2 separate regions of the Homo sapiens genome follow, and region 1 is linked to region 2. Evidence: read pairs that join two places in POLR2A ChIA-PET (ENCODE). Cell type or tissue: B cell. All regions are shown on one strand. Links, peaks and the distances in the headings refer to the core of each region. The heading gives the core; the rest is flanking DNA.

Region 1 (5,385 bases), core at 264-5,263, 840 kb before region 2:
AGAAGACAAATTCAATAAGCCAAGGTCAAAGCTGCTCTAAACGGGGTCCCCAGCTGGGATGAGGATCAACCACTGGCTGCTCAGAGGGTTGGGTTCTGTCTGGGAGAGCTGGGTTTAAGGGGAGGGACCGCAGGAACATGCTTCTTGTGGCTGCTACTATTGTTGTGATGGCAGAGCTGGTTCTGCTCCTTATATGGTTCGTTACATCCAAAAATGGAGCCCTTGATTTTATTTTATTTTTTATTTTTTTGAGATGGAGTCTCACTCTGTCGCCCAGGCTGGAGTGCAGTGGCACAATCTTGGCTCACTGCAACAGCTGCCTCCAACCTCTGCCTCCAGCTGAGGCAGGAGAATCACTGAGGTCCGGATTCAAGTAATTCTCCTGCCTCAGCCTCCCAAGTAGCTGGGTCTACAGGCGTGCACCACCACACCTGGCTAATTTTTGTATTTTTAGTAGAGACAGAGTTTCACCATGTTGGCCAGGCTGGTCTCGAACTCCTAACCTCAGGTGATCCACCCACCTTGGCCTCCCAAAGTGCTGGGATTACAGGCATAAGCCACTGCACCCTGTGCAGCCCTTGATTATAATTCCAAAATCCCCTCTTCTATTATATTTCTCATCTCAGTAACTAGCACCACCATCTACCCAATTGTTCAAACCAGAAAGCTGGACATGATCTTTGATTCAGCTTTTTTGCTTACTACCTTCTTGCGTCAGATTCATGAGCCAGTCCTATCACCTCTACTTCTTAACTACATCTCTAACATGACCATGTCCCTTCCTCTCCATTGCCATCACCATGATCCAGGCCATTGTCATCTGCTGCTCAGACACAGACAATGGCAGCGTTCTTTTTATTGTTCTCCCCATGTCCTCTTTCAACTCCCTCCAATCTTCACCTCACACAGCAGCCAGAGTAGACAGACTGTCTCTGTGATTCTTGGGCACAGCGCTCTGTTGATGTCCTTCAGAACACTTGTCACAAGTTAAATATTTATTTTGTTGTTTTGTTGTTGTTGTTCAATTTTTTTTATCTGTCTTCCCCACTAGATTGTAGCACCACAAGGCAGGGAATCTTGTCTGTTAAGGTCACCATTGCATCCTTCCTGCCCAGCACAGTGCCTGGCACAGAGTAGTTAAATCAATAGTTTTTGGGTGAATGGCATTAGGCCAAAGAGTTTTGATTTGAGTCAGTAAGCAATTTGGAGCTAACACACATTGTAAAGAAAAAAAGGACTGAAAACATAAGGATACTTTAGGAAGAATAATGAAGGCGGCTGGATGGAGATTAATTCTGGTTCTCCTTTATTAATAGCTTCCCAGTTGATAGGGCCTAAGGTTGTGACATGAAATTTCAAAGGGAGGGGCTGGAATCCTACAGAGGGTTTAAAGGAAGAATCAACAGAATTGCTATCTTCTTTGGCCGGGTGCAGTGGCTCATGCCTGTAATCCCAGCACTTTGGGAGGCCGAGGTGGGTGGATCACTTGAGGTCAGGAGTTTGAGACTATCCTGGCTAACATGGTGAAACCCCATCTCCACTAAAAAAAAAAATACAAAAAATTAGCCGTGCATGGTGGCGGGCGCCTGTAGTCCCAGCTACTCAGGAGGCTGAGGCAGGAGAACGGCGTGAACCCAGGAGGCGGAGCCTGCAGTGAGCTGAGATCACGCCACTGCACTCTAGCCTGGGCGCCTGGGCGACAGAGCAAAACTCCGTCTCAAAAAAAAATTAGGCATGGTATCCCACGCCTGTAGCCCCAGCTACTCAGGAGGCTGAGGCAAGATAAACCCTTGAACCCGGGAGACAGAAGTTGCAGTGAGCCGAGATCGCATCATTGCACTCCAGCCTGGGTGACAGAACGAGACTCTGTCCCCCTCCTAAAAAAAGAATTGCTATCTTCTTTAATATGACTTATTTGTTTGTTTGTTTATTCAGAGACAAGGTCTTACTCTGCCACCCAGGCTGGAGTGCAATGGCATGATCATAACTTACTACTACCTCTAACTCCTGGGCTCAAGTTATCCTCCTGTCTCAGTCTCTCAAGTTACTGGGACTACAGGTGCACACTGCCATTTCCTACTAATTTGTAATTTTTTTTGTAGAGATGGGGTCTTGCTATGTTGCCCAGGCTGGTCTCCACTCCTGGCTTCAAGTGATCCTCCTGCCTTGGCCTCCCAAAGTGCTGGGATTACAGGTATAAGCCACCACACCAGGCCCTTGAATATATTGATAAGAAGAGAGAGAGATGCATTGATGTTGTGAATCTGGTGGGCCAGAAAAATAGCATTACCTGTCTCTTCCGAAAAATGGCATGACTGGGAAGAACCTCAAATTTGAGTGGAAGATGAACTCAGTTTTTAAACATGTTGAGTTTGAAATGACCATAAATATTTTCTATGGGCTGCTGAAAAAAGCCTAGCTGGAAACATTTTTTGACATTTTGGTCAGCAATGGAACAATCACGGAGTTTATTATTACTGATTTCCTTGTTTGTAAGGTCAAGAAATTAACATAGATTCTATAATTCCAGCAGGAAGAAGAGAGTTAAATTTCTAAGAATCCTAAATTCTGTTCAACAGAATTTAAGAACACAACCAAAGTAATTTTCAACCTAGTTTTAAAAATTTTTATTTTTAGAAATGGGGCCCCACAGTGTTGCCCAGGCTGGAGTGTAGTGTCTACTCACAGGTATGACCATAGTGCATTACAGCATTGAATTCCTGGGCTCAAGCAACCCTACTGCCTCTGCCTCCTGAGTAGCTGGTACTATAGGTTTGTGCCACTGCACCTGGCTCCATTATTATTATTTTTTTTACATCAAACATGATCATTAATAAGTATACCATTATCTATTGGATAATACAAAGAATTTATTGTAAGAGTATTTGCCCTGATTTAATTTCTACTTTTGTATATTTTTCTGTGTTTTCTAAACTTTCTATGATAATGTAGTATTTTTATAAATCAGGAAAAAATAGGACACTTTTTTTAAGAAAAAGAAAAGACTCACTGTGTCAATTTCTGAATATCTTTGGGTTAAGCTTTTGCCTTACGTACACTAAACATATGTAAGCACCGAAGCTACAAAATGTTCCCAGAAATCCCTGGAAATTTCCCTCTAAGAAGTACACACATGTTGATATTTCCTGGAATTCATTGCAGCTAGTTTCCCTTTTCTGGTTTCAGACTGCTTTGGTCCCAAAACTAATTCGGCTGGAATTATGCAATAAATCCATTTTTCCAATACTTCTCCCTGAAGGGAAAATTCAGGGAATTGTCCTTTTTTAAATTATTACAGTTCCAGACCTAAATATTAGCCATTCTTCTTGATGTGGCTTTGATTTCTTAGACAACTGTCACATGAAAGGTGTTTTTTATGGGTTTGCTTTACTGTGCTAGGGCTTCTATTTTACCAGCAACCAGTTTGGGATGTGGTGGAGTTGGGGATATGACAAGGAAGGGGAGTAGAGAACAGTGCATGCCAAATGCAGAGACTTTTTTTTTTTTTTTTTGAGACAGAGTCTCACTCTGTCACCGAGGCTGGAGTGCAGTGGCACAATCTCGGGCTCACTGCAACCTCCACCTCCCGGTCCAAGCGATTCTCCTGCCTCAGCTTCCTGAGTAGCTGGGGTTACAGGCACCCGCCACCACGCCCGGCTAATTTTTTTGTATTTTTAGTAGAGACGGGGTTTCACCGTGTTAGGCAGGATGGTCTCGATCTCCTGACCTCATGATCCACCCGCCTCGGCCTCCCAAAGTGCTGAGATTACAGGCATGAGCCACTGCGCTCAGCCTCGCAGAGTCTTTTTTATTGTACTGAAGAATGGTCTACCAGACTTACAGGTGGACCCCAGGTCAATGACTGGGAAAGACAATGGTCTGGAATGACATTGAGGAATAGTGTACAAAACCGGGTATATTTCACTAGGATGAGAAGGTGGCATATTAGGGCTTTATTGCATGAGGGGTTAAGTTTGCTCCCATAACCAAAGCATTGCAATATGAGGAAGAAAGAAGTCAACTTGCCATGCAAAAAAGCATGTTTAAACAGAGTTATCAGGAAATGGACCACAATGCCTCACGTGGCATAAGCTGTCAATCCATGGGGGTTTACAATAAGACCCTAGAAGACCATGCTCTGGGTGTGGTGTATAGGGGAGCTGTGTGTTGGACAGAGTATTGGGCTTGGTCATCTCCAAGATCCCTCAAGCCCTGAAAACCTATGATTCCATGAATAATTAACAACTTAATTGACCTGTAAGCTGATATTAATTCCATAGATCATACATGTTTTTCTCTCAGTTACAGAGTAATCGTTTAGTACCTCTGTGCTGTTTCAAAGATAATACGTTTCCAATGTCTTCAATTGCATCAAAACCTGGGGTCTCCATAATATAGAGCCAAATTAAAGACTCTTTGCTTTATCAGTCAAGATAGGCTAGGTTATGTTACACTAACAAGCAACCACCAAATTTCAGTAGCTTGAAACCACCTCGGTTCATTTCTCACTCTGGCTGCTTGTCCTTGGGGAGTTGATTGTTGCAACATAGTGGTTCCTACTCCAAGACCCAGGCTGATGGAGCAGCTACTGGAAAAATACTGGTTGCCATGACAAAGGAAAAGAGGAGCTTCAGCATGAAAGTGACACAAGTAACTTCTGCTCACATTTCATTGGCCAAAGCAAAACACATAGTCACACCTAGGATTGGATAGGCAACATAGTGCATAGGCCTTATTTTAATGGGCAAATAAAAATATTTATATTATAAATAGCATATAATTTATAATTTTTAAAAATTTAGATGTGAGCCGGGTGCGGTGCCTCACATCTGTAATCCCAGCACTTTGGGAGGCCGAGGTGGGCAGATCACTTGAGTCAGGAGTTTGAAACCAGCCTGGCCAACATGGTGACACCCCATCTCTACTACAAATACAAAAAAATTAGCCAGGCATGGTGGCAGGCGCCTGTAATCCCAGCTACTTGCGAGGCTGAGGCAGGAGAATGACTTAAACCCAGGAGGTGGAGGTTGCAGTGGGCCAAGATCGCGCCACTACCCTCTAGCCTGGGCAACAGAGCGACACTCTGTCTCAAATAAAAAAAAAAAAAAAAGAGAGAAAAACTTAGATGTGAGTAGAACTTTTTTTTTCTTTCTTTGTTTTATTATTATTATTATTATACTTTAAGTTTTAGGGTACATGTGCACAATGTGCAGGTTTGTTACATATGTATACATGTGCCATGTTGGTGTGCTGCACCCATTAACTCGTCATTTAGCATTAGGTACATCTCCTAATGCTATCCCTCCCCACTCTGTGGCACATAGACACCATGGAATACTATGCAGCCATAAAAAATGATGAGTTCATGTCCTTTGTAGGGACATG
Region 2 (5,385 bases), core at 97-5,096:
TTAGTGGTGATTTGTGAGACTTTGGTGCATCCATCTCCTGAGCAGTATACGCTGAACCCAATTTGTAGTCTTTTATCTCTCACCCCCTTCCCACTCTTCCTCTGAGTCCCCAAAGTCCATTGTGTCATTCTTACGCCTTTGCATCCCCATAGCTTATCTCCCACTTATGAGTGAGAACATATGATGTTTGGTTTTCCAAGGGAAGGCAATATTTTTATTAGGGGTCTATAAATATTAGTGGCTGTTTTTTAAAATTTGGTATTTCAACTGTAGTCTTCATGATCAGTGATTTAGAAAAATACCATATTGTACTGAAATAAATTTGCTATATATTTATTTCAGATTCTATATTAAAAATTGAAAAATTAGTGTTTTCTGCTGTTTGGAAAATACAGTAAATTTTCTTCTCTAAGTTTTCTTTTGCTAGAGTTTTTATGTGATGTCACGGGCCTCTCCATGCCCTTTGCATTCTCTTCCAAAAATCTGTTCTTGCTGTCAGTTAAGTGGAAATGGTTAGCAACGAAGCAAAATCAAAGTGGACCCACCCAGCTTTTATATCCTGCATGGCTGAGCTTTAATGAAAGTTTGAGTTTTTCCAAAAGTCTGGTCTCTACTGACTGGGAATGAAAAACATTTGGAAAAAAATGCCTTGAGCATGTGAACCATGTAATTTCATTTGAACTAAGGAATTCCAAAAATACTTTGCTTATTGGAAGGGCAGTTATATTGCTGCATTAGAACTTGATATTGAGAAGGATAAGTACTAGTTCTTTTCTCCCTTTTTCTCATAAACATTAAAAAACTTAGACTGAGTGGCTGGGTAGGAAAATAGTGTAAAGAGGCTAAGTTGGACCACCAGGTGGGCTTGCTCTAGAACCTATTCCTTCCTTAGGAGATCCATCTACTCTTCCGGGTTCCATAGAGCCCCACGCAGCTTGAAGCAACCCACTCTGCACTGATGACAATGCAGGGCTTCATCTGGCCATATCTTGATGACTACTTGAACTGAGGCCCAGTCCTTTAGTCAGTTCTGCTCACCGACACCAGTGTAAATGCTATGCCAGTAGCAAAACTGGAATTGCTGGGTCCCTGCTGGGCAATCTGGCCAGAGAACAAAGTAGGTCCTGTTCAGTTTTATGTCTCCATGAGGGGATCAGGTGTTAATATTATTAACTAGCATTTTTGGGAATATGTACTATGTGCTAGTCACAATACTGGATACTTTTACATGGATTACATTATTCAATCTCCGTAACAATCCTCTATGGAATTTTGAAGCTTAGAAAGGTTAAGAAATCAGGTTTTGAAACCAATCAGTCTGACTCCAAAGCCTTTGATCTTCTTTCCTATTTTGTAATCCCTGGCTTTTAATCATGGGTCTTAGTGTACTAGATTGGGATCACAGATAGCAGTGTGGCAGATACAGTTGGTGCCCTGCCCATGTCTCCTGAGCCTTACCAAGTGCCAGCAGCTGGACCATCTTGCTTAATGGCCTTCTCTGGTGGCTGGAGCTCCATATGTGAGCATAGGTTTGAGGAGATGTAATGCCTTAAGTGCAGCCTTTAACTAATGATTGATAGGAGTTGGGGTATGAATACTTCAGCTCCTTTGCTACTCTGGTAGAGTAACTCAGAGGCATGAATTTTACACTGGTACCCAAAATTCTCCAGAGGGATTAAGTCCATTACCCACAGTACTAACCCACTTGAAAACATGCCCTTTTTATTGATTGCCTTCCCTCTTTGTCTCACTTCCCTTGCCCATATTTCCTGAGATCACTACCCAAGTAAGCTACTTGTGTACATATTAATGCCTTAGGATCTGGCTTCTGGGGGAACCAAAACTAAGACAAAGAGCAAAGAAACGGTGGACCTATGAAGAAGGAGGACCCAGTTGGAGTGGATGGGGCAATGCTGGAAGGAAAGCATGGGGTTGCAGTCTCTAGGAAGAAGCCTCTGATGATGGTTTCCTGTTCTTGAAGCTGACAGTGTCATTGTGAGACAGGAGACAAAGGTTTTGGGGGATTATTGAATATTGACACACTGGATGGTTCTTTGATTGCTTGATTGAATGGAATTTCTTTCAGAAGTTCTCTCTTGGTCTGTTCTTTTCAAATGTATTCTATATTTACCCAAGTTTAATAAGAAGAGATTCCAGAAAATGCAACCATTAATAACTGGAATAATGAAAGAAAATGCTAACACGTTAAAAACAGAACATTGAGTAAATGGTCATAAGTAAATGAAAGACAAATGTATATATATAATTTTGGAGGATGTATAATTTACTCATATGGCCTGAATGTGGTAATACTATGTATCATATTTCATGCAAACATAAACTGAATGAGGCTTTTTTTTTTTTTAAGACAAAGTCTCCCTCTGTCACTTAGGCTGGAGTGCAGTGGGGTGATCTCGGCTCACTGCAACCTCCGTCTCCCAGGTTCAAGCAATTCTCCTGCCTCAGCCTCCCAGGTAGCTGGGACTACAGGCGCGCACCACCATGCCTGGCTATTTTTTGTATTTTTAGTAGAGACGGGGTTTCACCATATTGGCCAGGCTGGTCTCAAACTCTTGACCTCGTGATCCACCCACCTCGACCTCCCAAAATGCTGAGATTACAGGCATGAGCCACTGCGCCCGGTCAATGAGGCTCTTTTATACCACTTTTACTACACTTATAGGATCATTTCTCAACTTGTGACTCTATCATCTTTACTGATTAACTGGACATCCAGTGGTGCCCAAATTTTCAGGGAATAACATGGGCATGGGCAAAATCTTGCCTTGTTAAGGTTAATGGTATTGTAAATTGTTAACTATTGCATTTAGGTCGGGCATGGTGGCTCACCCCTGTAATCCCAGCACTTTTGAGTGGCCGAGGCAGGCAGATCACTTGAGGCCAGGAGCTTGAGACCAGCCTGGTCAATATGGTGAAACCCATCTCTACTAAAAGTACAAAAATTAGCCAGGCATGGTGGCAGGCACCTGTAATCCCAGCTACTGCAGAGGCTGAGGCACAAGAATCACTTGAACCCAGGAGGCGGAGGTTGCAGATTGTGCCACTGCACTCCAGCCTGGGCGACAGTGAGACTGGAAAAAAAAAATCAATTGCATTTACACATTTTAATATCTGTCATTAATTTTATATATTCAACTTCATGTCCGCATTAACCAAGTTTTGCCTGAGACATCATACTTAAATTTACATGGCTGTTATAATAATCTGAAACAAATTGGTTTTTGAAGCAGTCGCTTGGGGTATTGTTAACACATTCATGAAGAGCAAACTTAGAAATGCCCATTATTTTTTATAAAATCTGTAGATTCAGAGAGGAAAATAAAGTTGTAAGTAGACATTTCTTCTTCTGAATACTCCAACCACAAGAAGGAACTGTATGAGCAATAACAGAATATTTTGAGATAATCTTTAGAGTATCTAAGCACTCAATCCCCATTCATTGAGTCTTGAAGACGCCCAATATGCTCACCACATTCCAGTCAAACAGCACTTTCACCAGAGATTTGAGTTACAGAGCTGGATAACCCCTCAATGCTTTTTTTTTTTTTTCTTTAGATGGGGAGTCTCGCTCTGTGACCTAGGCTGTGGTGCGATCTCGGCTTACTGTAACCTCTGCCTCCTGGGTTCAAGCAATTCTCCTGGCTCAGCCTCCCAAATAGCTGGGATTACAGGCGTGCACCACCACACCCAGTTAATTTTTGTACTTTTAGTAGAGACGGGGTTTCACCATGTTGGCCAGGCTGGTCTTAACTCATGACCTCAAGTGATCCACCCACGTCAGCCTCCCAGAATGCTGGGATTACAGGCATTAGCCACCACGCCCAGCCACCCCTCACTGCTTTTTAACAAATACTAACAGGTAAACTGTTTATCTGCTTGATCATAGAAGAACATGGACTCAATGATGAAGTATATATAGGCAATGGTCAACTTTGTTTTCTAATCCACACATACAGCTGATTTAAACCCATGTTTTCATTTACTGGTCAAGATAAAAATATGGAGGGAGTCTTGCTATTCATGCAAACATTTTTGTCTTTACCACACAGGAATCCTCAGAAAACCTCTGAGAACAATATGTTTGCTTGGAGTTAGAGAGGTGTCCAGTTAGGGGAGATGTTGGGACACTTTGCTCCCTTCCTACAGAAGGGATTCCCAAGTCCTACAGAAGAAGATTCCCCTCTAATGGAAAGCAGCACGTAGTGGCAGCATAAGCTAAGAAAACAATCAACTCCTAGGAAACTGTGGAGGACAGTAAGAGCCTGTAGCGCATTACAATGGGCATCCTGAGAAAGTGACCAGGGTACAGGGAGATTCTGCCTTTGGTGTATTATATATTAAATGATGTGGATGGATTAATGTTGTTAAAATATGGAGACTTCTTCCCCCGCCCTTACTCTTCAGCCCCAGTCCCTCCCCTCCTCACCCCCTTCAAAAAAGAAAGAAAAAAGAAAAAGAAAGAAAGAAAATGGTGTTAAAATATGATCCTATTGTTAAATGTTAACTCTTTGATTCATTTATAGCCTTCAACATCATACCTGGGTGATGTGATTCCTTCTTCCCTCTCTTACTTTTACATCCATGGATGTATGCCACAGAAAGATCTACAGCACTGTTTATTTTCAAGAATTCACATGACCCTTTAGATAAATTATTGTTTTCATTTTTGCCTAAGATACACAAGATATTATTCTCCAAGTAAATGTGAAAATACTGATTTCCTTCATTTCTTTAGCAAAGTAATTTTATACATGAAGGATTGAGTAAAAACAAATACCTTAGGAGTTAAAAAAAATGTAGTTAATAAGACAGCCTGACATAAATTATTATATACATTTAGTTGGTGAGAAAATAAGTTTGTGGAAAGAGATGGTATAGTGAAGTTGATAAACTTGGGGATTCTGGGTTCAAGTTTTGACTCCATCACTTTCCAGCTCTGTGAGCCTTGAGCTTCTCTAAGCCCCAATTTCCTCATCTGTAAAATGGGGATAATATGTATCTCATGTGATTGTTGAGAGGATAAAAATTAAATAATGTAAAATGCTTAGAGCAGTATCTAGTACATAAGTGCAGAATAAATGCTAGTTACTGTTATAATTTATGTAACAGTACCAATCATTAGACACAAAGTTCTTTGTGACTAATCCACAATATACCACTAAAGGCACAGATTAATGCCAGTGCCTGGTTTCTAGCACTTAAAAAAATAACAACCTGGTATGACAGATATTAACATTTCCACCTGCAGGTAAAAAAACGGTTAAAGGTAACTTAGGGCTAGCAGGGCAATATGAAGGTGATCAGCAGGGGCCAGGTGGTCAGGTTTAACTTGCCCATAATTGCTATTGAATGACCCAAGGTCAC

What was found. Peaks named below come from ENCODE experiments on the same cell type or tissue, not always from the same donor. Only the 100,000 strongest peaks of a DNase experiment are listed, where the experiment ranks them.
Region 1: POLR2A ChIA-PET joins it to region 2 with 5 read pairs; 3 of 35 experiments call an interaction of 5 or more read pairs at or near these places.

Annotation. Positions count from the first base shown.
Region 1 is chr9:4,769,843-4,775,227 of GRCh38, forward strand. It overlaps the pseudogene ECM1P1. Among named protein-coding and RNA genes, the nearest start is that of RCL1, 20 kb to the right of the region's middle. In B cell, for the core only: no CTCF peak of the experiment used is centred there; no DNase peak of the experiment used is centred there.
Region 2 is chr9:5,610,926-5,616,310 of GRCh38, forward strand. The region is part of intron 1 of INCR1 (interferon stimulated noncoding RNA 1); the gene reads right to left. Among named protein-coding and RNA genes, the nearest start is that of RIC1, 15 kb to the right of the region's middle. In B cell, for the core only: no CTCF peak of the experiment used is centred there; no DNase peak of the experiment used is centred there; H3K27ac peaks cover 1,616 bases.